Linked DNA regions of Homo sapiens: regions 1, 3, 4, 5 and 6 are each linked to region 2. A link is a loop called in an ENCODE intact Hi-C map of the cell type or tissue named here. Cell type or tissue: MCF 10A. All regions are shown on one strand. Each heading gives the region's core, and the rest is flanking DNA. Links, peaks and the distances in the headings are about the cores only. Region 1 has its middle 42 kb from the start of LINC00474. Region 2 overlaps LOC124902258 (a long non-coding RNA gene). Region 3 overlaps LOC105376235 (a long non-coding RNA gene). Region 4 has its middle 53 kb from the start of PAPPA. Region 5 has its middle 230 kb from the start of LINC00474. Region 6 overlaps LOC105376236 (a long non-coding RNA gene).

What was found. Peaks named below come from ENCODE experiments on the same cell type or tissue, not always from the same donor. Only the 100,000 strongest peaks of a DNase experiment are listed, where the experiment ranks them.
Region 1: it touches region 2 in a loop (7-fold over the local background); 2 of 110 quality-filtered maps call a loop at or near these places.
Region 3: a loop joins it to region 2, with 10 times the contacts of the local background. A loop is called at or near these places in 4 of 110 quality-filtered maps.
Region 4: a loop joins it to region 2, with 8 times the contacts of the local background. A loop is called at or near these places in 4 of 110 quality-filtered maps.
Region 5: a loop joins it to region 2, with 8 times the contacts of the local background. A loop is called at or near these places in 4 of 110 quality-filtered maps.
Region 6: a loop joins it to region 2, with 4 times the contacts of the local background. A loop is called at or near these places in 5 of 110 quality-filtered maps.

The regions. Positions count from the first base shown.
Region 1 is chr9:115,880,775-115,886,150 of GRCh38, forward strand. No RefSeq gene overlaps it. Among named protein-coding and RNA genes, the nearest start is that of LINC00474, 42 kb to the right of the region's middle. In MCF 10A, for the core only: a CTCF peak has its summit at 3,130 (motif pointing right); a DNase peak (open chromatin) is centred at 3,157.
Region 2 is chr9:115,941,511-115,946,886 of GRCh38, forward strand. The region is part of intron 1 of LOC124902258 (a long non-coding RNA gene); the gene reads left to right. Among named protein-coding and RNA genes, the nearest start is that of LINC00474, 19 kb to the left of the region's middle. RefSeq lists an enhancer at 2,232-3,431. In MCF 10A, for the core only: no CTCF peak of the experiment used is centred there; DNase peaks (open chromatin) are centred at 581, 2,831 and 3,201.
Region 3 is chr9:115,670,625-115,676,000 of GRCh38, forward strand. LOC105376235 (a long non-coding RNA gene) reads left to right here. Exons shown (of 7, transcript XR_930270.3): 6 at 1,813-1,892; 7 at 2,021-2,204. Among named protein-coding and RNA genes, the nearest start is that of LINC00474, 250 kb to the right of the region's middle. RefSeq lists an enhancer at 1,457-2,656. In MCF 10A, for the core only: no CTCF peak of the experiment used is centred there; DNase peaks (open chromatin) are centred at 2,177 and 2,497.
Region 4 is chr9:116,097,994-116,103,369 of GRCh38, forward strand. No RefSeq gene overlaps it. Among named protein-coding and RNA genes, the nearest start is that of PAPPA, 53 kb to the right of the region's middle. In MCF 10A, for the core only: no CTCF peak of the experiment used is centred there; DNase peaks (open chromatin) are centred at 2,778 and 3,738.
Region 5 is chr9:115,690,816-115,696,191 of GRCh38, forward strand. No RefSeq gene overlaps it. Among named protein-coding and RNA genes, the nearest start is that of LINC00474, 230 kb to the right of the region's middle. RefSeq lists an enhancer at 122-1,321. In MCF 10A, for the core only: a CTCF peak has its summit at 3,335 (motif pointing right); DNase peaks (open chromatin) are centred at 476, 1,086 and 3,396.
Region 6 is chr9:115,993,461-115,998,836 of GRCh38, forward strand. The region is part of intron 1 of LOC105376236 (a long non-coding RNA gene); the gene reads left to right. Among named protein-coding and RNA genes, the nearest start is that of LINC00474, 71 kb to the left of the region's middle. In MCF 10A, for the core only: no CTCF peak of the experiment used is centred there; a DNase peak (open chromatin) is centred at 3,191.

The DNA of each region.
Region 1 (5,376 bases), core at 257-5,256, 61 kb before region 2:
CAGTTTCTACTTCCTGGCACAATTGTTGGGCACAGAGAGAAGTCAGCCAGAGCTCTTTTTTCATATTGTAGCCAAAGAGACTCATTTGGACACCTGAATGAAAGTAATTTTTATATTCTCTAATGACTATAACTCACTTTCTATTACTTAATAAATGCGATGAATAAAAGAGTCCTTGTGAAGCTAGATAGCATTTGCAAATGGGCTGCTGTGACTTGACAGATGGATTTGGAGCCTGAAGCAGGGACCAGAGTTGCTGAAAGCTGCAGGTGTCGGCAGAAACTGACTTCCAAGCCATTCCTCTTTCCTTGGACGGTGATAATCTGGGCTTTTTAAATGATTAGAAAATCTTAAAAGTGCTGCTTAATTTTTTTTAGTTTGTATATGAGCATCAGCTAACTGTTGGAATACAGAAAGCTTTCTTTTCTTCACCCTTCCTAGCTAGTTCTAGCTTCTCTCCTCACTTTGAGAACCATTTAGCACTCTGAAAATAAGGTCATGAGGCCTAAAGGATTAGATTTATGTGAGAATATCCTGTATACCTTTGCTAGGACCTGGGGAACTCAGGAGAAGCCACAGTATTGCTTTTTTTTTTTTTTTTTTTTTTTTTTTACAAGCTATGCATTGTTTAGTTTGTTGAGTTTATGAGATATTTTAAGTATTCTAAGAAAAGATGGATTGGGTTCTTTAAATAGTATCCCATGGTCAGTATAACAGAAAAGAACCTGGGTTTGGAGTTAAGAATCCTAGGATTTTTAACATATCACTTATATCAGTTTTTTTTTAATCGGCCTGTTTTTAATTTTTAAAAATGTCTCCTTGTCCTTAATGAAAAAGGTACTTTGTTTCAGAGCTCACACTTTAGCACAGTGGTTCTCAATTTGGGCTGCACATTAGAATCTCCTGGGGAGCTTTTAAAAACTACAAATGCCCAAGTCAATTAAAGCCTATGTGTGAGACCAAAGTTATTAAAGATACAGCACTCGCATGCATCTAAATTAATAGGCTGCTGCTTAGCCAATCAGAATGGAAGGTTCAGTTTTACAGGGACACAGAAGTTTTCTCTCTCTTTTTTTTTTTTTTTTTTGAAACAGAGTCTCGCTCTGTCGCCAGGCTGGAGTGCAGTGGCTGGATCTTGGCTCACTGCAAGCTCTGCCTTCTGGGTTCTAGCGATTTTCTGCCTCAGCCTCCCAAATAGCTGGGACCACAAGCATACACCAGAACACCCAGCCAATTTTTGTATTTTTAGTAGAGACTGGGTATCACCATGTTGGCCACGATGGTTTCAATCTCCTTACCTCGTGATCCAACCACCTTGGCCTCCCAAAGTGCTGGGATTACAGGCGTGAGCCACCGTGCCCGGCCGGGACACAGAAGTTTTCAACGTTTACTCTAAGCCTCCCATAGATGGGAAAGTTGAAGCTCAGAGAGATTCATGAGCTTGCCCAGAACCATACAACTTGAAGCAGAATTCAGGTCTCCTGAAATTTAGGTCATAATATTTCCTGTGGTAGTATAACATTAGTCTGAGTTGCTCATAAGCTGCCCAGAGAAAACAACAGAGTTTGGGACAACAATGTCTTAATAAAATAATCTAGATGGAGGCTAGCAGTGAAGTTAGCCTCTGTAATGGCCTGCACTCTGATTACCAACACACAAAACCTTGGATTTGACATAAACCAAGAACCATGTAATCACATGTCCACCAGTGAGGTCAAGCAGACAACTGAGCTGCATAGGATAGCACAGAGAAATAAGAACCAGGATGAAATGGAGAGTCGTGTCCACCCAAAATCTTTAAACTTCCAATCTGTAACAGATTTCAGAGTAAACGAATCAAATTGTTGAACTGAATTCCCTTATAGGCTGCTGGTTTGCAACCTTTGACTTCAATGTCAATTGATATACTACAAATTTCAGTCCTAGATTTAGGAGGAACTTCACAGTATGATGTGATCCGGCATTTTGCCTTTAGTCTAACTTTGTATCATCTCCATTCTAGATCTAAGGAAACCAGAGGCTGAAGATGTGGAGTACAGGTACAATGTCTCATGACAAGTGGGTAAGAACTAGAAGAGAAGTCTTTGAATTCCCTGCTTCATGCTCTTTTGGGTGTTGGAAGAGCATGAAACCTGAAGTTGGAAAGAGATTCAAAATAATAGTGACACCACTTCCTAGCTGGGAGACTGGGGCCAAGTTACATTTGCCTTAGCAAGCCTTGGCTTTTTCCACTATGAAATTTAAAATAATAAAAGTAGTGACTTCATAATGTTGTAGGGGGTTAAATAAAACAACACATGTTAAATTTGTTTAGCCCAGTGCCAAGTGCAGCATGAGGATTTCTGAGCTGATGCTTTGTCATTGTTGTTTTGTTGTGCCTTGTTGCTTCCTGTTTCAAAGTAATGCATTCTTAGAGTTCCTGATTTTTTAAGGACCAGCTAATTTCAAATTGGCTCTCTCTCCCCCAGCAAGCCTAGTGTCTCTGCCACCAGAGTGCAAACACACTTGAGTTCACCATATTGAGAGCTCCACATGCAGTGTGTTCTAATTGGCAGTATGGTGTTTGGAACTAGGGCATCACAGTTTTAGGGCTGACTGGTATGTACCTGAGGTCAGGGACCTGGTACACAGCCACACCAAGATATGACAACCCCTTTTTGTAATGTATTCATGAGAAAACATATAGTTATATGAAGAAAGTAAAGGGAATCAGAAGCTTGAATATCTTCAGACCTCCTGGACCCTGGAAATGACTTACTTTTCCCATGGCCTGAGTGAGAGGAGTTTGGTCTGGAAAGTTGGCTTATCTTCGTTCCATCTCTGTCTCCAGTGTCTTGCCCCAGCCTGGTCCCATCTGTCATCATCTAGCAGACTTAAGGAGAGACATGTGAGTGTGGAGTGATGGGGATGGACACATTTTGCAAGACTCCAGGAAGCCCCAAACTGTGTTACTAGAGTTCACTCTTGGTGATTCTATGCAGGATGAGGCTTCCAAGGGTTATGGGATGTGGACTTGAAAGGAAACTCCTGTTTCCCATTTAGTGCATCCAGCCTCAGGGGTGGGAAGAATAAAGGGACATCTTCTGATGTGGGCTGCTGTGTTGCACACTCTTCCCTGTCCTTGGTGCGGTCCGTGTTGATAACCACAAGGTGGCATCGCAGATTAAAGTGAAATGCCACAAACTTGCTTCCCTGTTCCCAGGTGAGGCTGTGATATTCATTCCACACCTGGGAGTTAAGAGGATATTTATCACAATCTGTTCATTTTACAGATGATGATATTGAGGCCAGGAACAAGGCATAACCTGCCTGAGCGAGTTGTGGTATAGAACATAAATCACCCAAGTACTAATCAGAAAGGGAAATGCATTACCCATTATTAAGCACCCAGGTAATGGAACTTGCCCCTCAATTTAACAAAGTGTGAAATATGTCAATGTGTATTTTAAAGAATTATCAGTATAAGAAATTCAAATATATCCACCATGAGGGCAGGGATTGTGCCTATTTTGCTTGCCATGTAGAAGATCCTGGAGGTTTTTTGTCTGTTTGTTTGTTTTGTTTTTGGAGGATTGGTTTATTTTTCCTAACTTGCATAGATTTAGATTTTTCAGCTCTATATTAGAAGTTAATGGGGGCACAAACTACTTTCCCCCTTATCTCTCACTCACTCAATTAACAAGAAGCCAACAAATTTGGGGGCTGGGTTGTGCCCTTACTAGGACCCTGGCCCAATTTTTGGTACTCAGGGGATGACAAAGGGACACTGAGGACCCTGCCCTGCTCTTATATGTCCACTGTGAACTCACACATTGACTTTCAAGATTATAGAGGTGGAACAGGGATGTTTGGGCTGCCTTAACCCTTACCTTAACTCTCACTCTCCGGCTCCTCCACAGAAATCAGGGTCCAGCTTAGTTTCTGACTCTAGGAGAAGTCAAGTGGTCTCTGAAGTCCATTGGTAGCATCCAGACCTCTGGATGAGCTTCCTGACATCGCTCTGCTGCAATACTAATACACAAGGGTTCCTTCTCATTCCAGGTTTGTCACTCTCTGAGGTGCCTTAAAAAAAGTTACTTTTCTTTGGGCCTCAGTTTCCCGGTGTTTCTCAAAGCCAAACATCCTAATTTTCTAGATCATCTAATATCCTCCTGTCATGAAGTTTGTTAGCAATTGAATTGCCTCTCCTACTGCTTCTGCTTCTGTTCAGATTCCTTTATAGCAAAACGTTGGCTGTGCAATGAGGAGTCCCTAATGACTGAATGTGGAATGTTTATTCTTTGGAAAGCTCTGAGGTTGGGACTTCAGGGAAAAAGAAATGCCATCATACTGTTTTAGAAAAATGCTCTCCCATCAGAGGAAGAGTCAATGATTCTCAGTAGGAAAAGTTAAAAAAAAAAAAAAAACAAATCATGTGCCCAGATGAAACTTAGTTTTGTTTTGTATTTTAATGCTCAAATAAGCCAAGTGACCTCACTTGGGACACTGAATTTCTTAGAGTGATATTCAAGAGTAGATAGATTTTCTGATCCCAAATTTGAAAATTCCCACGGGTAAAAATCTCCACAGCAAGTAAAATCACCAATGTTGGGGAGGGGAATAAAATTAAATCATTATAGGTGTGGGTATTTTTTAAAGTGATACATACTAATCGTACCTATTTATGGAGTGCTTGTGATATATTCACACAATGTGTAATCACTGAAGCAGGGTATTTAGGATATCCATCACCTCTACCATTTATTATTCATTTGTTCTGGGAACATTTTAAATCTTCTTTTCTACCCATTTGAAATATATAATATATTGTTGTTAACTATAGTCACCCAACTGTGCTGTCAAACCCTGGAATGTATTTCTTCTATCTGCCTGTATGTCTGTACCCACTGACCAACATCTCTGCATCTTACTCTACTCTTCCCAGTCTCTGGTACCTATCATTCTACTATCTACCTCCATAAGATCAATTTCTTTGGCTCCCACATGTTAATAAGAACATGCCATATTTGTCTTTCTCTGCTTGGCTTATTTCACTTAACATAATGTCCTCCCGTTTCATCCATGTCGCTGCAAATGATGTGATTTCATTCTTTTTATGGCTGAGTCATATTTCATTGTGTGTATTTAACACATTTTCTTTATTCATTCATCTGCTGATGGACACTTAGGTTGTTTCCTTATCTTTGCTACTGTGAACGGTGCTGCAGTGAAAATGGGAGTACAGATATCACTTCGATATACTGGTTTTCTTTACTTTGTATAAATAACCAGTAGTGAAATTGCTGGGTCATATAGTAGTTCTATTTTTAATTTTTTGAGGAACCTCCATATGGTTTTTTATAATGGCTGTACTAATTTAGATTTCCATCTATAATG
Region 2 (5,376 bases), core at 295-5,294:
TTACTGTTTGTTGTTCCTGCTGTTTGAAGTTTGTTTGGTGACTTTACTCAACTTATTATTTAAAGTCTGCACTGTGTTGTGTGTGGCCACTGAAGTCTCTGCTGAGTTAGCTTAGTGGTCAGGGAATGATTGGATAAAAATTTGCATGAATGACTTGAACCCATAGGTCTCTCACACTTTACCATGGAGCCCTGAGTGGATGTGTTGGGGCACCATTTCAACACTGCCAGTTTTCAACTCTGCCTTAGCTTTCAGTTCCTGTTTATGCAGATCCTCAGTGTCAGCCAGCATAAGATATTGGGATCTTCTCAAGTCTTTCCCGAGCATTCTCACAGCCCTGCACATGTACATCATTTTCTAGATGCCCTTGAATATGTTGGAGTCTTTTAAAGCCCCCTGTAAATGTTTCATTTTTCAGCTTTTTCCTTTAAGGGTCTTAGCTAGCCTCTTATTTGCCCTAATTGATACAACTTGTATCACTGCTTCAGGCAGCTTCAATTTAAATGATGGACACTGTTCATTTTTCACAAACACCCTGGGGATACAGCATTTCCCCAGTGAATGAGCTCTGAGTCAGTTAAAATAAAGCCAGTCTCCATGAATGGGGCTTTCCAGGGAGTTGTCAGGCAGGTCAGATAGTGATAGTTCTCTAGGAATGGACTTTTGGGAGATCTCTAAACACTTTCTATCCCATCCAGTAGCTGTAAGACTGCTGGTTTTCACAATTACCATGCTCGTGAGGCTGTTGGTTTTCACTGCTACTGTGCAGGAAAACAGAAATAGAAATAGTGTGTGTTAAAATGCTACAAAGCTCTTTGCTATTCTTACAGAAATTCAGCTATTTTTCTTCAACAAACATTCTTCAGATTGTTACAAGCTTTTGATTAAGTTTTACAGCTCTGTAAAAGTTTATTTTGTCAATTTTTTTAGTGTTCTTTTTGCTGTTATGAAGTAGATTTTCAGAAGTCTTCACTCCAGCTTTCAGAAAGTGTTCCTTCTCCTAATTATCTCTATCTCTCTGGCTACTCTTGGAAGGTTTAAAGGCTTTTCTTCTTAATGCTTATGGCCCATAACTGGTTTTTGTTGTTGTTGTTAGAGTTCTATGTTCGAGGCTCTCCCCTGCTCTCTCACCTTTAATCAAGTCCTTGGATATCCTGATTCACTGCTATGGCTTCTGGTAGCATCTTTGTGAAGGTGACTTCTCATTTGTAACTCCAGCACATGTGCTTCTTCTGAACTCCACACTGTTTTATCTAAGTATCTGTAGATATCTCTTGAAAGACTCACAGACATCTTAAATCCAATCTGTTCAAAAGTAAATGCATCACAAACTTTTTCCTCCAACCCCATATCTGCATTTTGATGTTCCTTATCACAATTTATGGCACTACTATATACATAGTCAAAAAAATCAACCAACAGCAACCCTTCATACTTCCTTTCTCTATCCCATACAGCAGCTCAAGTGGTATTGTATCTGATAATCCCATTTTCCTGCATTTTGATAACATTACTTCCCATTTCTTGGCCACTTGCTACATTTACAAGGAAATTAAAGTGCTTTAATGAAATCTACAAAGAACTTCAAGATTTGGATTCTGTCATGCTCTCCAGGATCATGTTTTTATACTCTGCCAGCCACCTTGAATTTTCATTTTCATATTTACCTTATCTTTAGTATTTGCTGTCCTGAGAGAAATCTCCATGTGCTTATATTAGATCTCACAAATTTTTGTGTATGCTGCCTTGAGTTGGATTCTGTTACTTGCAACCAAAGAATCCTAAATAACAAAATAAGCTTCACAGCATAACTACAGCATTAGTTATCTTGCTTTACCCATTGTTCTAATTTTTCTTACCAATATATCTACTCTTAGCTGAGCTGATGAGGCTGCTGTCACACCCAGTGTGGTCCAGACTCTTCCAGTCTATCTTCTTGTTATGTTCTTGACAGATCTCATCAGCAAACTCTCTCCTCACAGCTCATATTATGCCAAGAGATCAGCCCTACCCATTAATTTAGTCTCTGAATAGAAAGCTGCTGTCTCTCTCTCATTTTTTTTTTCTCTTCTCAGACAAAATCCCCCTTCTGTCAGGAAGAAAAAAAAAATGGTGTGTTTACTATTTACAACTAGTATATGAACTGTTATTGTCCTAGGAGCAAAACCCAACTGGACAGTTTTCTCTTTTCTGTCTCCAGTATATGTAGATTACATAACCCCTTTGAGAACTGTAAAATGGCACACAATGGTTATTATTTATTCTAACTGCAGGGAGGCAGATTTAGGTTCTGGGATTATCATTTGTTTAAATTCATGTTCATTGATCATGGGGGCAGTTTAAGATACAAATTGGTCCTTGGCTCTGACAAGCATGTGTTGCTAACCTGTTTCCTCTTACTGGCTAGTTCCTGACTTTGAGATAGTGGTTTTACCATTCCATCTCCCTTTCTTTCCTTTTTATTCTTTTTTTAAAATTTATAAAATCTGGTAAAGTCCATCAAAACTTGAGGATTGTTAGGAGAATTAACTATGTGAATGGACACAAAAAGCCTAATATGGGATCTTGTCAGTGAGCCATTCAATAGATGACAGCTTAGTTTATTGTCATCAGCATGGTCATTCACCATGCAACCTCTGCTGTTAACAGATTTCAGACTGTAATCTTTTGTTTCTTCTTTCTAATCCTGCACTTCCTCTGACTGTTCCATTTTGGTTCCGAGCAAGCAGGCCGCTTGTGTCTGAATCTGGCCAATCCTGAAATCTCTGCTTGGCTTTGTCAGACAAGTTCAGGCATGCACAGACATGTCCATGAGTTTCTCAGAAGGTTGACTCTGCCAAAGCCAGAACACCACTCCCCCACTTTCCACTGGGTCCTGTGCTCCAAGCTATTGGACATAAGTTTGTGCTTTCGAAACTTCAGTATTTACACGGAATCTGTGCCTCTGATTTACCCAGTGTCCAGCTGCTGATACTTATCTTGAAATTTCTAAGTGCAGGGCTGCAATCAAAGCATCAGGGCACAGAAATGAACAAATAAAGATGTTTGGGGACTGCCTGCTTTTCTCATGCGATTTGCACATTTTTCTTGGCTTGCGTAATCTGAGGAGGCTGGGACCATAGGCCCCTTCATTCCTTGGCCCAGTGGCAGCACATGGCAATGTTACAAATACGGGAGCTGGACATTCAGGAGGGGCCTCACCCCTGCTAGGAAAGCATCCACCTCTGTGCCTCCCAGACAGCGTTGACGCATTCAGACAAGCTGGACAAAGAACGTACAGTCTACATTCCCTGGCCTTTGAAGGGAAGATGTTGCAATGTACAGGCAGTTGGAGTGTTTTGCCTAATTCATCAAAACATTCACATTTGCTAGTAATACAATGCATCTATGATGAGAAGGACTTAGGGGAAGGCACTGTGGATTAAGGGTAAAATGGCTCATGTCCCCTAATTTCTACCATTCGGCTAAGCTTTGAAGCAGCCTCCCTTCATTCATGAAAGTGTTGCAGGGTTGTTAAAAATGCATGGGCTTTGGAACCAGATGGATCTGTGGTTCAGACTTGCTAGCTGTGGGATCTTGGGCAACATACCCTTTCTAAAGCCTCTGCTCTCATCTGGAAAGTCAGGGCAGTAAAACAAAACTCTTAGAGCTTTTACAAGGATTCTTTGAGATAATGTATAGTGATTAGCAGGGTAACACACACAGTAAGTGCTATAAATGAACTTTTATCATTCACCTACTTTTTAAGTGCCTACCATGTGCCAGGCACCCAGCCAGGCACTTAGCATTTCTTTGCACCTCAATTTGATTGGACATTGCAATGGGAGTTGGAACACAAGGAGAAGCATATTTGAAAGAGGCAATGAAGACTTAACTTTAGACCCAGTATCACCTAAAATGAAACCATATGGCTTTGGGCAAGAGATATTTCTCTAGACCTCAGTTACTTCAGCTGAAAAGCAGAGTAACCATTTCTGTCCTAAGAACTAATGAGGAAGGCATAACAATTATTATTACAATTATAATAGATGGCATTAATATAGAGCTTATTTGCTTCTTAGCACTTTCTAAGCATTTTACATTTACTGATTTATTTACTCTTCACAACTACCCTAGGAGAATTATTACACAGATTCGACTAACAAAGGAATTAAGAGACCAAGAAGTTAAATGGTTTATTCATAGATAGTAATCAGAAATCAGCTAGTCTGGCTCCAGAGTCTTTTCCCTCAATCATCACACTTTGTACTTGGTGGACAATAAAACCTTGCATAAATATGAAGATTTATTACTATGCTGGAAAATTCTACCTAAAAAACTAGTATTTTGATCTAATCATTGTAGGCTCCAATATGGTTATTTTTAAGAGATCTGAATCAATTTCTCTATAATTTATTTTTTCTCAGGATTTTATTATAAAAATTTTCAAATAAACAGTATAGTTTAAGTATTTTTATAGTAAACATACATATACCTACCACTCAGATTCTGTAACTAACCTTTCACTATTAATATAATTGTCTTATCACATACCTCTCTCTAGATCTCCCCCCTCTCTCTCCATCAATCTATCTTATTTGTGACATGTTTAAAACTAAGTTGGAAGGCATCACTACATTTCACCCAATTCTCCAGTATGAATGTCATTAATTAGAATTTAATCTACTTTATGATCCATTTTGTTCTTTTCCAAAATGAATTTTAGGTTTCATATCTGCAATGAAGATTTGTAAATCTCAGAAAATACTAAGAAATTAATATTTCTTAGTAAGAAAATACTCAGAAATTGATAAATTAACAACAAACCATGGGACAGTCTACTTTTAATATTGTAAATTCATTAATATTATCATTATTATTACTATTGTAGTTGATTTTCACACCTGATTTTTCAATCCTAACAGCCAGTCTGCTATTCAGCTGCTATTTTTCCTGTTCAGACCTTCCATTTCATCCCCAGACATAATGACTCCTGCTCAATTTTTCCCATTTCCACCCTCACCCTCTTGTGCCCAAATTCAACCACAGTTTGCTCTCTGCCAGACCTCCATATATCCAGTGGGATTCCAATGCTGCCACAGAATTCCACATGGTATCCAAGTATCTGACTGACCCAGCCAATTATTACAATAGCACCTTATATTTAGTTGGTGCTGGTTCATTATTTCATTCAGTAAGTATTTATCAAGAGCCTATTTAACCAGGTGACCAGGAAGGGGGAGGGCAAAGAGTGAGCTAGGAGCATTGAGTAAATAAAGAATTAGATCAACTAACTCACATGTATGACGTAACTTCTGTGTACACAACATTGCCATCAAGGAGTCAAGTCAGGGGAAGAAAACAAATGCACATGAAACAATTGGAGACCAGCTGTAG
Region 3 (5,376 bases), core at 87-5,086, 270 kb before region 2:
ATGAACATATCCAATCAACAAACCCCTGCTGACAATTCCTTTCCATCTACTCTCCTTTTGTATGCAGCTGCTGATAACTCCACAAGAACACCCTATGATTTATAGCCCTGGGCAAGTCAAAATCCAAATTTAGGAAAAATATTGTTTTCCAGGGAAGCAATTTTCTGAAGTATGAGTTGTTTTTTTAAAAACACAAAAAACAACCAATTGATATCACTGAACAGAAAACTTCTCTAAATCTGCAGAATTTACCTTAGATCCTGTCATTCACCTTAGATATTCCTGCATAACTAGGGTGGATTTAGGTGGGTTAGATTTTTAGATTTAGCCCTAAAAGGTACTATAAAGTGCTTTCCTAAAAATAAAAGGGGCCTTTGGATCCACTCTGAAGCTATTGATTGTGGACCTGACCAGGTTTCCTGTGTATCATGGTGAGATTGGCAGCCAGGTACAGTACTGAACTAGATAGATAAAGAAGATGCCAGTTCCCATAGAGTTTCTGAGATAGGTGACCATGGACAACAAAGATGTAAGCAACTGAACAAGATCATTGCAAATAATGATAAATGCACAGGAAACAAAAAGCACCATAGTCAGAAAGTGACTAGGCTGGCAGTCGTTATATTGGGTGGTGACAGAAGCTTCTCTGAGGTCAAGACATTTGAGCTGAGACCTGAGAAGGAGGCAATGATCTGGGATCAGAGCTTTTCAGGAAAAGGAAACAGCCAGTGAAATGCTCCAAGATAGTAGTAACATTCTCTTGAAGTACAGCAAGAATGCCAGTGTACTTATAGTAGACTAAACCATTGGAGAGAGCAATTAGCTTGAAGACAGAGGCCAGATGACATAAGGCATGAGTGGCCATGCTAAGGAGTTTGAAATCTAGGCGGTTAGAGGGGTTAGCAGGAAATTGTATGGCATTTTTTTTTTTTTTAAGACGGAGTCTCACTATGTCACCAGGCTGGAGTGCAGTGGTGCGACCACTGCAATCTCCGCCTCCGGGATTCAAGTGATTCTCCTACCTCAGCTTCTTGAAGAAATGGTATGGTATCTTTAAGAGACCTGTTTGCTGTAGGATAGATGATAATACTGGAGACAGAGAAAGCAGTTGGAAACTTTCATGTAAGCAGTGACAGAAGGCCTTGCATCAGAGTGACAGCAGTAGAGATGGGCAGGGGAGGAGAGATTTCAAGATATTTTCTTCAGGCAGAGGAAATAGGACTCTCTGATAGGCTGGATGTGGAAGGAGTAAAGAAAATAATTGGCAGGGTACAGTGGTTCATGCCTATAGTCCCAATACTTTGGGCAGCTGAGACAGTAAGATTGCTTGAGCGCAGGACTTTGAGTCCAACCTGGGCAACAGAGGGAGACCCCTCTATCTAAAAAAAAAAAAAAAAAAAAAAAAGGCTGGGCTAGCCATGTGTGGTGATGGTGCATGCCTGTGGTCCTAGCTACTTGGGAGACTGAGGTGGGAGGATCACTTGGGCCCAGGAATTTGAGACTGCAGTGAGCCATGGTCGTGCCACTGCACTCCAACCTGGGCAAGAGAGCAAGACTCTGTCTCAAAAAAAGAAAAAAATAAAAGAATCAACAAAGACTCCTAGGCTTTTGTTTTGAGCAATTGGATGGGTATCATATAATAGCATCTTCTGAGACAAAGACTGGAGTAGAAAGGAATTTTGGATATACAATGAATAACTATCTTCTAAGGTGAGTTCCAACTCACTTCTAAGGAATCAAACTGTTCACACCCAACCAACACTTCCACTTTTACAAACAAACAACATGATTTTAACTTTCTGTCTCCACTAGGTACTCGACTGTGGTTCAATCTCCAGACCTAGAACAGGAATAGAAGCAAAGGGATTTTCAATATAAATATTAGTTGAATGGTATGAAGTAAAACAAACTTATACTGGTAATAGCTTTGGAATTTACAAAGCATTTTCCCATGCATTATGTCTTCTCCTCCTCATATTAACCCTGCAAACGAAATAACATTATTACCCGTACTTTACAGAAGAGGACACTGAAGCCAAAGGAGAAAATTAACTAGCTCAGTCTTGCATGACCCCTGTGAATGGACTGATCTTGAAACCCAGGTAACCTTACTCCCTGGTCCCAGCCTTTGTTAATGGGGACACAATCCTGGAAATTTTGCCTGTGTGTAAACCTCTAGGGGCTTTTTCTTTCATCGTTTTACATCAGCCAGACTCTGACTCACAGCTGGAGAATCAGCTTCCTTATTATGTAGCGAATTCCATGAACACACACCAAGAGTTGTTTTCTGTAACAGGCTGAAGTAGCTTCTTCTCCCAGTCTCTTTCTCCCATCAAAATTAGAATATCTTTCCTTGGAAAACTGTGCCCAGGTTGAGGGGGACTTCTCCCTGGTTTTGTGTAGACTCTTTGATATGCTCCAAACTCAACGCCTTTCCTTCAATCCCTGGGGCCTTAGGAACAGCCAACCCACATGTGGTGGGAAGTGAGGCGAGGGGGAAAGAGGAATGTGAGGGAGACACAAACACAGCACAATGTTTTCTTTCTGAGAAACTTCATCAAGGCTCCGATTCCAGTGACCTCACCTTCAAGCAATGCCAGCTCCTTTGCTTTAAATCAAAGTTGACATGTGGTGGTGGTTCACATATTTGGAGTCTAATGAGCCTGCAGCTTCTAATGCTGCAAAGGAAATCCTGAGAGTAATATCTGCCCTCTGAGATCAGAGGTGGTCAATAACCTTAATGTATGTCAGCTTCCACACTTTACTCCAGAATTCTTAAGGAAGGTACACATGAAAGGTTGGGCTGTCTATGTAGTGAGCAGCATTCAAATTGGGACACTTACCGCAACCCGCCAGTATACATTCTGTAGTCTAATTTCAAGAAAATGAAACTGAATTATACAAACAGGCTCTCAATTGATCTTCCTACTTTTATTCTTGTCTCGTAATCTTATGTTTTTTTCTCAAAGCACTGAATGTCCTTTCCCGGCTCAAATTCTTCTAGTCCTTACTTGTCACAAATAGAATATAATCGATGTGCCTTTTGATGTCCTACAAAGCCATGCATGATCTGACACCTGGCTATATCTATGAACTTTATTATCACTGCTTCCAACACTCATTCTCACACAAGCTATCTTAGCATCCTTCCTATTCCTAGAGCATGTAACCCGCTGTGACTCATGGTCATTGGCTCTGGTCTTCCCTCTGTAACTGAGGAAAAGGCTCTTACCCAAGAATCTCATGATTCCTTCAATTCCTTCATAATATTCAAGTTTTTGCTCAAATATTACATCTTTAAAGAGTCCTAGCTCCACCATGGTGGAAGTTTCTTCTCCAAGATTTAGTAGTGCCATGATGGTTAATTTTATGTGTCAACTTGACTGGGCCATATGGTGCCCAAATATTTACACAAACATTATTCTGTTTCTGTGAGGATGTTTTGGAATGAGATTACATTTAAATTGGTAGGCTGAGTAAAGAATATTGATTGCCCTTGCTAATGTAGGTGGGCCTCATCTAATCAATGGAAGGTCCAAGTAGAACAAAAAGGCTAAGTAACAGAGAAGTCTTTCTTCCTAATGACCTTTGAACTGGGACATTTGCTCTTTTTAGGTCTCAAGCCTGACAGTCCAGACAGGAACTAAACCGTCAGCTCTCCTCAGTCTCCACTCCAGCTTCCTGACTCACCCTGTAGATCCTGGGACTTTCAAGTACCCATAATCACATGAGCCAATTCCTTATAATAAATATATCTCTTTCTTTCTTTCTTTCTTTCTTCCTTTTTCTTTCTTTCTTTCTTTCTCTTTCTTTCCTTCCTTCCCTCCTTCTTTCTTTCTTTCCTTTCTTTCCTCTCTCTCTCTCTCTCCGTATGTATATAGAGGCAACCAACTTCAGATAAAATATTTGAAACAAAGAATATCTGCACTGAACATGTACTGACTTTGTCTTTTCTTATTACTCCCTAAATAATAAAGTATAACAACTATTTACATAGTATTTACATTGCATTAGGTATTATAAGTAATTTAGAGATGATTTAAAGCATACATGAGAACATGTGTAGGTTGTATACAGATACCACACCATTTTATATAAGGGACTTGAGCATTACTGGGATTTGGTATACTCGAGGATGGAGGGGTCCTAGAATCAACCCCCAACAGATACCAAGAGATGATAATTATTGGTTCTGCTTCTCTAGAGAATTCTGACAAATAGAAATTTTGGCACTGAGAGTGGTTCTAGAGGAATATTTGTTTTCTATTAACAATATTGTGGCCGGGGATCCCAGCACTTTGGGAGGCCGAGACAGGTGGATCACCTGAGGTCAGGAGTTCAAGACCAGCCTGGCCAACATGGCAAAACTCCATCTCTACTAAAAATACAAAAAATTAGCTAGACATGGTGGCGGGTGCCTATAATCCCAGCTACTCAGGAGGTTGAGCCAGGAGAATTGCTTGAACCTGGGAGGCAGAGGTTGCAGTGAGCCGAGATCACACCACTGTACTCCAGCCTGGGTGACAGGTAAATAAATTTAAAAAGTAAAAATAAAAAAATAAAAACATGTATTTTAACAGTTTATTACTCTTTCTAATGCCATAGCCAAAAGACATGACATACTCATCTCACATGTCATAGTCAGTGGCATGCTGGGGGAGGAGTGTGATGCTGATCTGCTTCAGATAGTCATTTAGGGACCCAAGGCCCTTCCATCTAGTGGTTCAATAATCTTCTAGAAGTCCCTTTCTATAAACTCAATATATGTATTATATTCTTTCTTTTTTATACTTACTGTGCATATTTATTATAAGGCATACAACATGATGTTATGGGATATGCATAGATAGTAAAAAAAAAATGCCCTTTCTTTTTCGGTTGTTGTTTTTGTAGCAAGAGCAGCTAAAATCTATTCATTTAGCCTGATACCATATGCAGTACAATTTTATTATCCATAGTTCTCATCCTACACATTAGATCTGTATACTTGTTCATCCTACATATCTGCTTCTTCATATCCTTTGACTTGCACCTCCCTCTTCCCCCACCACCTCACCTGGTAACCACTGTTTGGTTCTCTGTCTCTGTATATTTAAACAATTTTTTAAAATGTCACATATAAGTGAGATAATGTGAAAAATTTCTTTCTGTGTCTGGTTTATTTCACCTAGCATAATGTTCTCCAAGCTCAACCGTGTTGTGGCAAAGTGCAAGCTCTCATTATTTCAAGCTGAGTAACAGTCCATTGTATGCATGTAGTACAGTTTCTTTATCCATTTGCCAGTCAACAGGAACTTAGGTTGTTTTTATATCTTAGTTATTGTGAATAATGATACAATGAACATGGGAGTACATATATCTTTATGAGATTGTAAT
Region 4 (5,376 bases), core at 274-5,273, 160 kb after region 2:
ATATGAAGGGGGAGCTGAAATGCATACCAAACTTTCCTGAACTCTAAAACCTATGTATTTTCCATAAAAGTCATATTTCAAAGGATAGAATAAATATCCTTACAGTTATAAGCTGCTTCCCAGGAGCCAGTCCTTTTAATAATCATTATTAACACATATAATGGGTCATTTTTTGTGCTTGGTTTAGGCATATATAGTGATGGAGTAATTTTATGACTTTAGGGAGCTTGGAACTATATACATATAAGAAAATAGAAAATGTCTTAGTATCTTTAGAGAAGTATGGTAAACAAATAGGGAGCAGATTGAGTTGTAGGAAGATCATGAGATCTTCCATATTGAACTGGAAGTGTCAGAATAACATTCTATGTGGGGACCTCTAAGAGTGAGGAGTTGTGTATTTAGAAATAAGCTGCATACATGTGGTGTTTGAAACCTAAAGAATAGATAAGTTTGCTGAAGACAGAGTCTAGAATAGCATACTCCGATTTGCTCCAAAGTGTTTATAGATTTTCTAAGATGATGCTAGGGTAGGCAGTGCTGCCCAGAGTTTATTGACAATAGAATTCTTTTAATAGATAACCTCTCGGGACTGATGTTACAAAGAACACACTTTAATGCGTTTTCATCTGACCAGCAAAGAGAAGAATGTTCCTTATTCAGAAGAAAGTAGGGTCTGTTTCAGTAACAACCAACCTCCATCTCTCAGTCGTTTAAAATAACAAAGGTTTATTTATTGCTTTCATCACTGGTTGACAGGGAAACTCTCCTATACGCTGTGACTTAGGAAACCAAGTTGATGGAACCACTATCTTCAATGTTGTCTCTGCACCAGAGGGAAAAAGACCTCTGGTGGGTGGATCTTCAGTTTATCCCTTAAATATTCTGGCATGGAAAAGACACATAATACTTATCTTTACAACTTATTGGTCAGGACTAGTCTCATGTTCCACTGGACTCCAGAGAGATTAGAAGTGTGCATGTGGTTATAATTATTAGGTGAGCGGCAGTAGCATCAATTCCAAGGAGAAAGCCTTGAAGAATTCCCTTACTTACAGAGCATGAGAAAGGATCTTGAACAAAGGAGCAATGAAAAAGGTGCATGCAGATTTCTGGTATAGTTCAAGACACAGATTTTCGTAGGCTCTGATAAAATGCTCTTTCCAGACTTCTCTTCCAAATTTGTTTCTCCTTGCAAGGGGGGAGTTGTACTGCTGGAGAACTACTGGAAATTCTATGCTGTCCCAAGTTTGGCTATGATATTCCAATTTTAAACCATTTCTCTTCTTTCCCACTTAAGGTCACACCTTTTTTGGATGGGAATGTTGATTCACCATGTTTCCAGCCCTCACCTGTGTCATTCTTTCTTCCTGAAATCCCTCCTTGTTTCCTGACTTGTTTTTACTTAGTGATCAACTTTTCCTTTCTTTCATGATTTAAGAAGGTTAGACAAGAATCATCCCACTTGACCTTTATTGCTTTCACTCTTGGTGTTCTCTTACTCAAACTTTGGTGCATGCCTTCATGGAGCCCCACCCATGGATGGCCTGTTCTCCTGTCTCCACTACATTCAACCCTTGTCCTAAAGCCAAACACCCTGATCAACCCACAAGTCATTTTTTTCACCTTACTCAAGGTAGTGTGATGTAGTATAAACTACATAGAATGTGGAACAGACAGACTGAGTAAAGCCTTGACTGTACCACTTCTAGTCCCCTGACCTTGGATACGTTACTTTTCACTTCACTAAATCTTTCTTTCCTCATCTGAAAAATGGGGTCCATGATGCAAAAGCTCACAGAGCAGTAGTGATGATGGTAGGAGAAGGTGGTATATAGGAATGAATACAATTCCAGTATCAGTTATCTATGACTAAATACCAAACCACTCAAACGCTTTGTGGCTTAAAACAAAACAATTTCTCACTGCCCACAAGTCTTTAGATTTTCTGGGAAGTTCTTATCTGTCCAGGCTGTGAAGACATCAGCTGTTGTCACACATGTGTTTGCAGCCTTCTGGTGGGTCAATTGGGGCTGGCTAGTCTAGGACAGCCTCATTCATTGCTTGGCAATTGGCTGTCAACTTGGGAGATGGGTCACTTGACCAACCATGTGTCTTACATTATCTAGCTAGCCTGGGCTTGTCTTCATGGCAGCTGGCAAGGATCTAGGAGACAAAGCAAATGTATGTAAGACCTCATGGACCTACATTCAAAACTAGCACAGTCACTTCTGCCACATTCTACTGGCAAAGCAAAATCCAAGGCTAGCCCAGATTTGAGGGTTAGAGAGAAAGACTCCACTTAATGGGGGAAGCTGTTAAGTAGCATTTCAAAAGATGTGGATACAGGAATAAGTGGAGGTATTAGAACCATTTTGTAAGCAATCTGTGAGAGTTCTATTTTCTTTCTTCCTCTTTCAAGCCTCCTGAATGGTCTTGCCAATTGTGAGTTTCTTGAAGTCAGGGGCTACGTTATATACATTTCTATTTTTCATATTTCCTAAGCATCCAATGAACATTACCACTATCATCACTACCATTCATTAAGTGCTGGCTATATTCAATGCTCTGTTTTAATCACTTTTTAATACATCACTTCGTCCTTATGACTATTCTTTTTGTAATTACTGCTCTTGACTATCTTCCCATTCCTATATACTTAGTAAGTTCCCAGTATAATCCTACTAAAGACACTTTTTTTCTGCCTCAAGCTATTCCATGGGGTTAACACTTGTTTTGTGGTTGCAGGAGATGGGGCCAGAAGTGAATAAGTGAGTCAATCAATCCCGTCTTTGACTTCTTCCAAAATCCACTTCTGTGTATCACCTGTCTCACCTCCAGTTCACCCTACAGACTTGTTATCCTGGATTGAATTCAGCCTCCCATGAACTCTTGTAATACTTCTCGTGCCTCACAGTACCCATATTACTCATCTTGCTCACCCACACACCTCCTACTCCCCTCCATTCATGTCTTTGCATACAATCCTCCCAGCCCTTTGCTTATGTGAGTTTATCACAGTTATTTTTCAGAGAGAGATACCATAAACCCTATGCTTAGTCATAAAGAACGATGATAACAGCAATGCCTTTCTATTGCCAAGTGCTTGTCCTGACATCTCATTTGATTTCTGGAACCACCCAGATAGATACGTGAAGCTAGTATAACAGTCCCTGTTTACAGGCAGGAAAACTGAGGCATTGAAAGGTTTAGTGCCTTGCCCAAAGTCACACAATATATTGATGTTCAAGACAAGAGGAAAACTTGGGATTTATAATGTATAGACCAGCAATGGTTCTACCCTCTTATCATTCAATGTGATTTATTTAGAAGTTTCTTAGTTTTCTCTAGCTTTTTTTGTCCGCTATGCAGCAATGCTAACTCAACATAAACAAAGGACATCTCGTGGACATTGATTATATGCTAAGCACAATTCCAACATGGAAGGCATGTGAAGTCTGTCCATCCAAGGAGAAACACTGGTGTGTTGTATACAAAAGTTCTTTGTATTTAGGCAACCCTGGTTAAGCCTCTATCTCTTACTCATCTTGAAATCTTGGGCAAATTACACAATATGTTTGATCCACAGTTTCCTCCTTCTTTAGAAGTGAGAATTAACCTTCACACCATAGGTTTATTAGGAAGATTAAATGAGATGAAACAAATAAAGCTATGACACATTGGAGCCCTTCTGCAGACTATTATTACTGTTAATAAATATGAATGAGGTAAGAATGAGTCATGTTACTCAATTGCTCAACTGTTCCCTGTTCAATCTTCATCACATTTATGTCCCTGTTATTCATTCCGTGTTTGTCTGCCAAAGATATAAGCCATTTTTTTTTGTCTTACATGCCAAATTCCCTGATGACCCTCCTAGCTCAGAGGGGTATTTTGAAACATAAGTGATAAGTGACTTATTCATTCTATTAAGCTTCTTTTTTTCCCTTAGGCAAAGGTGAAGAAGAGATTGAGGGAACAGTAGCTTAGGAAAACATTGATATCCAAAAAAATTGGTAGAGACACAATACTGAGTTCTTGTCTCTAAACCACTACAGAACTCAACTTCTGATAGTAAATACAGCAGCCTGGATCATGATGCTAAGGGCAATAGTCTGTTCAAATCTAAAATTCTTTGAAGTCAATTTTACATGTTTTGTTGCTTTTCAAATTTTATTTAGATGTATCAGAACTCACTAAAGTTAAAGACCAATTTAGACAAATGATAAGGATTTCCTTCCAATACCTCGATGTTGTAATAGTAAGTACTGTGTATATAAAATTTGTTTTGTGATTCTTTGTTTACAAGCAGGTTTGCATATATTTCTTTCTACTTAGTTATCTAAAGACCCATGTTAGTTAAAGTAATATTACAGTTCATCTGTAAAATTGGAGAAGAAGAAATTGGACTCAGGATGTGAAGCAGCATGTCCAAGTTTGTGGTGTTAATGATGGGAGAGTTGGAACTTGAATACATATTCTCTAGCACCAGTGCTTTCCCACCCCAGCCTAGCGACCTTTCAAAATCAGTGGCTGTATTGGAATAGGATAAAATGGGACCAAAGATGGTCTGAGCATTGAATTTTCTTCCACACTCAGCTATACAGGAAAGTTTACAAAGCATGACTTCCTTCTTGAAGAGTGGAAAGTTGGAAAGCACTGAATGGATCCGTAAAAGACAGATCACTCTGTGAAGGAGCAAGGAAGAAACTGAATAATTCAGTGAACGTTAATGGGCTTTTCAGAACATGACAGCCGTCCGTTCCCATTCCCAAACCAGATGGTCACTGAGCCAACATTCTTCCTGTCTGATTCTTTTGGGCAGCCTGGAGACAAATAAGGAGTGCTTTCTAGTAGGTGGAGGCTCCTCGACTTGTGAGAAAGGTTGTCTTTACCCTTTCTACATGCTGACTTACACGGCTGTTGATTTGCTTGGTGCTGATTTACACAGATGTTGGTGGGGCTAAATGAGGTGGTAAGAATCTTGAGGGCTTCTCTCCTTTTGGACCTATTGTTATACACCAGGGCAGTGGAGATATACCAGGTAGAGTTTCCTGGCCACTCTATAGCTAGATCACATCTCTGATGTCATGATGTCAGTTACCATTACGGATGTTATCTTCCCATCTGTAAAACAAGAGAGCTAGGCTTCTATCTCTGAGCACTCTTTGAGTTCCAAAATGTTACAGTTCTCAATCACTTACTAAATTTTTTCGTGTCAACACTAACAGATCTATATCATTCTTTTTAATGACCACATTGAATACCACAGTGGAAAGTCTTGTTTTGTGTTGCTGTTTTGTTTTAGTAAAAAGCCTTCAGTGATAGACATTGTTTTTTTAGTCTTTTGATATTGTATACAATTTTCTAGTGTAC
Region 5 (5,376 bases), core at 229-5,228, 250 kb before region 2:
TTTTATTGGACACAAGATCATGGTACTAGCAACTCCCCCATCTGAAAAGAAGCTGTCATAGTCATGGTCCCTGCTACACAGGAAGCTGTCATTTCCACCAGCTGAATGATTTATAACAATTTATTGAAATTGGGATGGGCACCAGATCCAAGGACAGATACATCCATAGATTAGCTAGGCAGCAAGGCTGTGTCATGAATCTCATCTTCCTTGACCACAGAAGGAAAGGCAAGAAGTAACCACTCAATCCAAAGCCAGGTCAATCAGACACCCTTACCACAAACATTCTATTTCATCTTGTCCTTGATAACACAATCTGATGTTTGTACAAGAATCAATTGTTTAGGAAAGTTGACTCTATTCCCCTGATCACATTTAAAACATGATTAGTCTAAGTCAAACATAGTAGTCTCATTCCCCTTGTCAGCATTTGGCTTAGTCATAGCATGTGTCATAATTCCGGTTAATGAAATGTGAGGTTGATGTGGGAAAGTCTCCGGGTGAACTTCTGGAAAAGGTTTCTTCATTCTTAAAAAGAAAACTTAGTAAGAGCAGTGCCTTCTTACACACGATGTTGCTATGTCTGGCTAAGATGGCTTAGATAGGATACAGTAATGATCATGAGGAGGAGTTAGCCCTAGAACAAAGCCACCACGCTGAGCATAGCAGATCAGATTCACGTATAGAACCTAGATCCTTGGGTCATCAATGGGATTTGCAGGGATGATATAAAGATTAACTGGCCCAGAAAGGCCCTATTTCAGGACTTTATGTTATTAGATAACAGACTTTCCTTATTGTTTAAGCCAATTGAATCAGGGTTTTCTGTTATTTGTAACTAACAACACAGTAACAAATACAGCAAATTTAGACACAGACCAACTACCTATGTTGCTGTCACATGCAGACATGCAGAAGGATAATCTAACTTTTAATTCTTTTTTCTTTTTCAGAAATTAGAATTTGAAACAACGGAAAGAGAGAAATTTTAGGTTAGTAGCTAAATCCCCAAGGATACTAATTAGAGAAAGATGTTGGAATTGCCTTAATGAGTCACTGCCAACGCAAGTCCTAAGGAAGCAAAGACTGTGAGTAAGCAAAGGTAGCCAGCTGCTGGGAAGAGGACAATAGAGGAAAAGGTCAGAGGGACTTTAAAAGACTGACTGTGGGCTCCCTGAGGGAAGGAGGGATGGAGAGAGTATCGGGTCCTATAGAATACCTTAATTGTTTTTATGACTTCTCTTTTCCATATCCAGTTCACATGTACTCCTTTCTGTGCATTAAATTGAGTTTCTATTGGCTTCTTTGTAACAAAAAGAACTGAACAGAAACACATATCTATTGGACAAAGAGCAATAAAATGATATAATAACTGTATCTGAGGGTTTTTTCATTTTAAAGAATAAAACAAAACAAAAATCAAACAAAAAAAACCATCTATCTGATGTTGCTCCACTCCCAACAGCATCACTAACCGGTATGTACCCAGCTTCAGCTAAATATCCCTAAAACACCTCTTACTTTCCAAGGCAAAGTCTCCCACTGTTGAGTCGTGTTGACTGATAAAAAGTTCCCTCTGGGGTAAAAAAATGAAATTAGTTTTACCTATCCTGGGGTCACCTCCAAATACATATGCCTGTAATGTATTTCAATTAGAATACATTACACACTCCCTGTCACCTTCACTAGGAGAAAATCAGCAAAGTCAACCAGCATTTTTAGTTGTCACAACTAAAAGGTACTCCTAGCATCTGGTAGGCGGAGGCCAGGGATGCTGCTAAACATCCTACAATGGACAGGACAGCCTCTCACAACAAAGAATTTCCAGCCCAAAATGTCAACTTTGCCAAAGTAGAAAAGCCCTGTACTAAAGGAGACCTTCCATATAATAGACGGAACCCCCTCTTAGAAGAGAGGCCTTAGAAATGCTATGGTTTTGGAGCTTTTCTATTGAGCCCCTCATATTTTCCATCAACAGCAAGGCCCAGGTATTAATTATATGGTCTTATTCTGTGACCTGGTTTGTCATTCCTGAAATAGCTAAAAGTAAAACAGATGTCATTTCAATATCAAGAAGCAGTGGAACAGAAAGTGCCAAGGAGCAGGTGTATCAGATACTCAGAGGTGGTAAAGTCATGGCTGTCCATGCTTTGGAGCTAGGGCATCTACAATGCAAAGGAAGATTTTAAATGTGAATTTTGTGTTCTGGTCTATGAGTAGATGATTCACGACACTAGTTTGAAAATGCCTGAGTAATAACTTGACTTTGTTTCTGCACTGGACATCTGTTGTTTTTGTTCACTGGCATCACTTCCCTTTTCTTTTTTTCTTTCTTTTTTTTTTTCTTTTTTTTTTTTTTTTTTTTTTTTGAGACACAGTCTTGCTCTGTCCCCCAGGCTGGAGTGCAATGGCATGATCTCGGCTCACTGCAACCTCCACCTCCCAGGTTCTAGCGATTCTCCTGCCTCAGCCTCCTGAGTAGCTGGGAATGCATGCGCATGCCACCACGTCTGGCCAATTTTATTTTAACTAGAGACAGGGTTTCATCATGTTGGCCAAGCTGGTCTCGAACTCCCGACCTCAGGTGATTCCTCTGCCTCAGCCTCCCAAAGTGCTGGGATTACAGGCATGAGCCACCATTCCCGGCTCCCTTCCCTTTTCTTATGGGAACAGCATTGAATTTTCCTTTGAGAAAATACCTCTCCCTATAGGGGTAGTTCCTACAAAGTTTCGATGGAATTATGTCAGAGGCTCTTATACTTTCACACCATGGCTTGGCAAGTATCTCAATCTAGGCCAATCAGTCTTTGTTTCCTTAGGATATACATCTTGAGTGAAGTAATGCGTGAATGGGAAACATTTAAAGCTGATTCATGTGAATTGGGATAGTTCCTGAACAGAATGCCTACGGTTCTTTCTATCTAGATTCTCAATTGTCTCTTGCCTGTGACTCAATTGTTCAATGACCTCTCAATTCTGTAAGTTGTTTGTACTTACTTTCATTGTTTCTTCTCCTCAGGTAAATTCAGACTCTTTTTGGTTTCTTACACTAAAAAATTATCAACTTTTACAACCATAGAATTAGGCACTGGAAAGGGAGACTACATTTGGGTTCTCATTGTGTCCCTGCTCTTAATTGGTTATTATGGTGGGAGGAAATCACTTTTCCTCTTCTGGCCTATCTCCCCATCCATGAAAGAAGAGTGATGGACCAGGTCATTCTTAAAGGCCCTTCTAGTTCCAAGGTCATAAATTTCTAGTAAATACCAGACCTTCTTTAACTAGAAAAGGTAAATTAAACTTTCAACACAACCAGGAGGTGGTGCTCCAGTACCATGATGACACATCACTAACGGTGTCCAAGCAGTATTGCCCCTGTTGGGGCTAAGGGATTCCAAGAATCCTACAAGGTCTTTCCACACTGTCTGGTTGATTGAGCAAATTTTCTTCTATTGTGAAACACATTTTTATGTGTGGCTAATGTGGGAAGTCTTTGCAGGACCTCTATAGAGATGGATAAGCCTTCTTCCTCAAATGATTTCCTGTTGGTCAGTGTGGGAATATTATTCCTCGATATTTGGTAAGTCACAGTGATGTTGCGTGGAGATAAGTGGTGATATTGTGCATGTGGGAAGATAACTAGAGTGAGATGAGCAGCTACAAACATCAGGGGCTTTGCATTCTGGCACCAACAGTGCCATGTATTTGATGTGTAACTTTGGGAAATAATCCTGGATTTTGTTTCAGTCACTTCCTTTAAAAAAGATTACATTGCATGAAATCAGTGGTTCCCAAATTTATATTTTCCCAATGATAAACAGTGGAAAAATATTTTATTAAATAAAGTCATACATGAAATTCTCATATAAAGTACTTCTCAAAACTCTTTATAAGGGACAGAAACTCAATTCAAACAAGCTTAAAAGTAAAATAGGAAATTTATTACCTAAAATAACCAGGAAATCTAAGTGGAAGAACCATGTCAGACATGGCTGGGTGAGGAATTGAAAGCTGTCATCAGAGATCCACATCTCCATTTCCTATGTACCTATATCTACTTGGCTTTCTTCTCAGTGCGCTCTCAATGTGTGGCAGCAACATGGTTCTAGGAGAAGAGAAAGAAATAAAAAAGCTGTCTTCCTCATCTCTGCTTTCTTCCTTGGTAGGTTATCCCTCAGGTGCCTCCATAGAACATCTAAGTCATAAGGAACAGAACCTGAAAACTATGGGACAAGAAGATCTATAACATTTCTTGCAGCTCTGAGGAACTAGATCTCTAAGTTGTGAAAAAGGTGACACAGTTCTGTCTCCATTCTTTGTCAGGTTAATGCATTTTCCCATCTCTATAGAGGTCCAGCAAAGACTTCCCACATTAGTCACACACAAAGATATGTTTCACAATAGAAGAAGAAATTATCTACAGATAAATGGGAAAATGCAAGTTTGGGGAAATGCATTAAACTTGTATTTTCCTCATTATCTGTGGGCTAGCTATTTATTTAGAAAACAAAATGACAATTTGTCATCTTTGCTTGACTATTTCCTCATTCTCCAAAATATCTGTAACCTCATTTACATCATACAATCTCTTTGTACATGGTAGGAAACCCAAAGATAAGTTTCTCTACTATTCCAATGACACAATTGAGGAGCAGATAATCAAATAATCCAGTTACCAAAAGATAAGTATAAAATATTGTATCTACAAGAGCCCAGTGAAATCACCTTGCCCAACTCAATCATTTTTCACTTAAACAGATAGATCCAAAGGGGGAACTTTTGTTCTCAATACCATGTAATAATTTAGTCCCCAAGCAGGAATTGGAAGCCAAGATTGCTGCTTCCAAACTCCTTATTTCATCTAATTGTTGTTTCAGTGTAACTAGCAATGTCTTTCTCAATAACACAATTCTGATCATATCACTTTTTCCATCAATTATTTCTATGATTTTCCATTTTTAGTAAATGGTATGAACAACTTAGCATGACAATCAAGACCTTTTTTGATGCAGGCTCTAGCCTACTTGCCCAGCCTCATCCCTACCACTCCTTGCTCTTCCCATCATGTTTCAGCACAACTGACTCTTCTTGGCATCCCTTATATGTTTTGCTAGTTTTAGCTTCTAATCTTTGCTCAAAAAATCCCTATGTCTAGAATACTACCCCTTTCCCTCTTTTGTCTCATGATTTCTCCTTCTCTAAGATTCATTTCATGGGTTACTCTTTTCGAAGAATCCTGTGATACATCCTCTTCCCCCAAAGTGGTTTTCCCATGGGATCTCATGATTATTCCTATGGTTACTCTTACTAAATTAAGTGGAATTGTCATTTTATGGATCTAGCATTTTGCATGTCACTTTGGATAAACAAATTATG
Region 6 (5,376 bases), core at 178-5,177, 52 kb after region 2:
TGGTCCATTTAGTCTTTTATTACCAGTGCCTCAAACAGGTCTGCATTCATAAAAATTCAATACTCTTGCCAATATGTAGTGGAATTTTGAAAAGAAATTGGGTTGCCTTCTGCTGGTTGACTACGGCCAGGTTTAAGAAGCATGGAATTCAGAACCAGAATCCAATGGGCAAAGTGGAGTTTTTGAGATGGCTAAGTTATGTAATGAAGTTCAAGATCCTAATCTGGAATTAAATTTTTTGTCACTTTAGGTCTTCTGAAAATGAATTATCAAGAATGTTATGACACTCCAGACCTCTTCAAAATAAACTTTTCTTAAACACTTACAACTTAAACACTGATGACCTTAGGAAAGCCATCTCCAGTCTCTAAACCTGTAATGTGTGGCTTTTGGATCAGGAAGCCTCTAACATTCCCTTTCGATGAACATGAATAATCATGGAAAATTTACAGGTCATAAAGCATAATCTTGTTGAATGCTTTTTCATTTGGACACATTGCAATATCGTCACCATTATCTGTTGCTATTATACTATCCCTGAAATGTCACTATTGGTCTGAACGTGGAAATGAACAGAAAATAATAGAATAAAGGCACAGGAACAAACATTGACTGAATGCTTTTCGTGAAGCAGGCCAAGTGCACTGTGCTCAAACACTTTATCTCCTCTAACCCTCGCAGCAGCACTGTTATGTAGGAATTTTATTGATGAGGAAAGCGATAACTCAAATTATACTTAGGAAGGCTATATTGGATAGGTTTATCATGGGGAAAAAGATAATTCAAAGGCTTTTGATGAAAGTAACATTTTATTTTCTTGATTTTGTTTTAAATCTTTCTTTTTGTTGTTTAGTTTTAAAACGAAAATCTTCAATATTTTTGTCTAGTATTGATTTAGGCAATTGGTGATATTCAGTATATAAATCTTATTCTAATCTTTTTTTAGATGTTCTTAACTTTGAAATGTTAAATGAATTAATCTAATGTAAAAAATAAGCAAGATATTATTTATTTCAGCAACTGCTTTTGACATTGGTGCAAAGGAAGTTGAACTTTAACGAGGAAATATCATGGGCATTTTAATCACTCCTTTGCTTATGCTTTCACCTTACCCCTGCAATGTCTTTATAGTTGGTTAAAGGCAAATTAGTTTGGTCTTCACAGCCTGGGAGACCTGGGTGTGAGTTGTGCTTGAGCTCCTTCCAATATGTAATCTTGGCCTTGCTCCATCAGAATACTGAGCTTCTGTCACCATGTGGATAACCAGGCCAACCTAAAGGGTTGCTGTTAAGATTCAATGATAAAATGCACTGCGCATTCCTCAATACCAGGTCAGAGTTTTCCTCACAAAATTGTTCCTTTGATTTGAGAATCTGTGATGCTCTCTCAATTACTGTATTTTGAATAACAAATTTTGTTTGGGAAAGGTATATTATCTGGAAATGTTCTCAGCCAATTCTAGGGTTAGATTCTTACAGAAGTCATCTAATAGAAGCAGAATTTCTTTTTAAAGGCAGTTAAATGTAATCAATATTTCATAACAGCCTCATGTCTGGGGAAAGAAAGAGAAGGAAAGAAGGAAAGAAGGAAGGAAGGAAGGGAAAGAAGGAGAGAGAGAGAAAGAAAGAAAAAAGAAAGAAAGAAAGAGAAAGAAAGAAAGGAAGGAAGGAAGGAAGGAAGAAGGAGGGAGGAAGAAGGGAGGAAGGAGAGAGGGGAAGAGAAAAGAAAGAAAGAAAAAAGAAAAAAAGGAAGGAAGGAAGGAATGAAGAGAGAGCCTTTAGATTCTGTGGCCCTTGTTAGAATTCCAAGGAAGACATTATGTAAACGTTCTGAAGCCTTCCTAATTTTGACTAATACAGAGCTATTGGTATAAATCTGTATTGCTCTGAATTACACAAAGTTTATATTTTTACACAAAGTTTAAAAATAAATGTAGATTGTCTTTTAAAAAACATATGTTAATTCAAACAAATTGCCAAGTAGGTGTCTCTAGGGACAAATCTTAGTCAATAAAAAAGAGTGATTTTTTATAAGTTTATCAGCTGATATGTAAAGTGTTTGAGAATAGCTCATTCTCTTACAGTGTTTAAACATTCTTTCAAATGATATCAAAGTTGTTTATTTATTTGATAAGCAAATCCTTTTTTCTCAAAATAATGTAGTGGTAAACTTCATTCATTTATGTGTCCTTACTGAATATTTTATGTTCACTTTTCTAAGATTTAAAATATTAAGAAAATTCATAAAGTTATTTTTATTAAGCTACTTTAGAAGAATAAAAACAGATTTAAGAAAGCTATTGATTCATTTTAAAAATACTTGGTTTCTCATCAATTTTAGAAATTTCTACAGGAAGAACTTTACTGAGGCTAGAGTGGGGGTAGGTAAGAAGAGGGTTGCAAGTTTGGGAAAATCTCTACCAGATGTTTGATTTCTGTTAAACTTTTCACCACCAGTCATCTGGCAGGATTTTCAAAAGACAGATATCAATCTCTTTCTTACAACTTACACCCTATGTTCTAATATTTCTAAATATTAACACACCATCATAACTCAGTTTTTACTGTCAAGAAAATATCAGTGAGATCGTGTTTACCCCTCATGTGCACACCATCACATAGTGCACTCTTTCTTCTACAAAATCCCCATTCTCCTTCGTGACTTTCTCTCCTTCATCCACAAGGATCACATCTCTGCCATACATCCATGGCTATGTTCCTTGAGTTATTTATTCCCAGACTGTAGGGAAACTACTTCTAAAGTAGAATTATAGTTCACACTGTGGTGAGCTATAAAAGAAACAGATTATGAAGTTGAATAGACCTGGTTTTAAATCAAAGTTCTGGCATTTTCTAGCTATATGATCTTGAACAAGCACTTAATCTCTCTGAGCCTCTGTTTTCATAGCACTTTTGAATGAGTTAAGTGAGAAATATAGAGAAAATCCTTATCTCAGTGCCTAATACCTAGTATTAGATATAAGGGGCAAAATAAAGGGTAGGTGATCATAATTTTCATCATCATTATCATCTTTGTTATGGGATAGTGTAATGTACTGAGGCTCCTTGGAACTGAACTCACGTCTTTGACTGCCCAAAGTCATAAAAAATGTGGTAAATTTTCTTTTAGCCATTCAGCAAATATTTACTGACCACACTGTTGCGCAATCTCTGGGAAGAAGCAGTGTACATAACATGGGCATTGCCCCTCCACCCCCACCTTGCATGCAATTAAACAATTAGTCATAGAAACTAGCATACAGTTATAAATGGAAAGTGGTCGACCAAGTGAGAGGGAGATGCCAGGTTATTGTGAGAAAAGATGTGTGTGTGTGTGTGTGTGTGTGTGTGTGTGTGTGTTTAGGTGAAGCATGTATTAGAATTAACCAGGTTTGAGTAAGGAAGTGAACATTCCACATGAAAGGAACAGTAAATGTGAAAGCTCAGAGATATAAAAAGACCATAGAAATGTGTCTTTCTTAAAGACACATGGCTTCCTTGTTCACTTTAGCCACATTATCTTTTAACTTTCAAGAAAATTAAGGAGAGATGGGAGAGGTAGATGAATATCAGAAGACACAAGGTATAATAGGCCACGCACAGAAGGAGCTTGGTCTTTATTCAAGAAGTAATGGGCAAACATTTAAGTGTTTAGGCAAGGCAATAACAAAAATGAACTCATAGATACATTTTTTTCAGAGGGAGGGGACGGGGACTCACTATAGTCCCCAGTCTGGTCTGGAACTCTTGGGCTCAAGAAATCTTTCCATCTCAGCCTCCCGAGTAGCTGGGACTACAGGCGTGGTCCACCATGCCCCAACTCCCCAACTAATATTTTTAAATGCCAACTGACTATTAAAATTGTACTGGAGGTGAGGAAGTAAGTTGATAGGAAAACCATCACAAGATTTCTATAGTAGGTTAGGAGAGAAGTGACAAGTGGCTTGGAGAAAGAAGGTAACAGAAAAAAATGCCCTTTGCCAGTATATCCTTTGACTGTGCTTAGCTACGATGACCAAGTCATAAATATGTGTGCCCTCTTGCTGCCAGTCTATCTGCGGGGCAGGGGAATCACCACAGAATATTGGAGTTGACATGAAAGAGGTAGTGATCTGTGCTTCACAATTAATTACATCATAATTAATTACAACGTTCAACCTTATGCATTCATTCTTTTTTTTTAACTTATCACACATTTATAATTATGAGGATCTATGAGAATCCCTAGGTAATGGTTCATGTTAAGTGAGTGACTGACTTTTCATAACTTCAGCATTCTCTCATTTATCCTTTTTTAAACTAGAAGGGCATGTTTAGCAGACACACAAAGGAGACAGGCCCACTTGCCACTCTGCCTGTTCTGATGGGCTGGGAACAAGTAGGCTCCAAGACTCAGAAATGACTGTGGTTTCTGCTCTACTCTCTGGATAATCTAACTACCCAGGGGATAGAAGATTTGTGCCTACCAGATTAAAAAAAAAAATCCTTATTTTTGGTTCTACTGCTACCAGCTTCTTTGACTAATTTTGAAATTATGTCTCCTTTCTTTCAGCCACATTGTTACAAATTTATTATCTAGGCTGATGATATCATCTGGAGAGGGTCCAGGACTGTGGTCATTCAGCTCCTTTTTCCACATTACATAGGCAGCTTCTTCTCTCCCCTTTCAGGTCATTAATTTTTTAAAAGAGGGCTTGCTTTAAATATCTAGAGGAGTGCTTTCAGCTGTGACACAGAGAAGGTTTCCCCTTTCATAGCCTGCAACACGTGCCTGCTTCTGATTGAAGGCTGCTTGCCCAAGTGGGCATTTGAGATCCCTCAAAGTGTCTCATGAGAAGTCTTTGGTCAAAGTCATGCTAAAGGCACTTGTTAACTTTGTTTTCAAACTGGAAACAAACTGGAGAAGGAGTAGGAGACCTGACCTGGAATTGTATGTAATGGGCTATAGGCCAGGAGATTGGAACAGCTTCTCCACAGATTTATTGTGGGGTGTTAGTAATTCCTTTATGGCTCAGCATCCTTCTGTGTAAAATGAGAATGGCTTCATCCCTCATCTCTAATTTTCAGGAGTGCAGGAAGCATTGGAAGAGGTACCAAGTTTTCTAAAAGCACTTTGAAGCTCATACATTCTACAAGTATGTATTGAGCACCGAATATATGTCAAATACTGTGCTTAGCACCAGGTATACAGTGGTGAATAAAACAGGCCTATATGCCAACATGCAACTTATAATATAGTTGGATAGGCAGATGATATACAAGTAGGCAAACAATAAGTATATAGTTACAAACTGAAAAATGCTCTGAAGGGGTTGGGCTATAATGATATTGGGAAATGGGAGTCTGTGTAGAGTGGTCCAGGAATGCCTATCTGAGC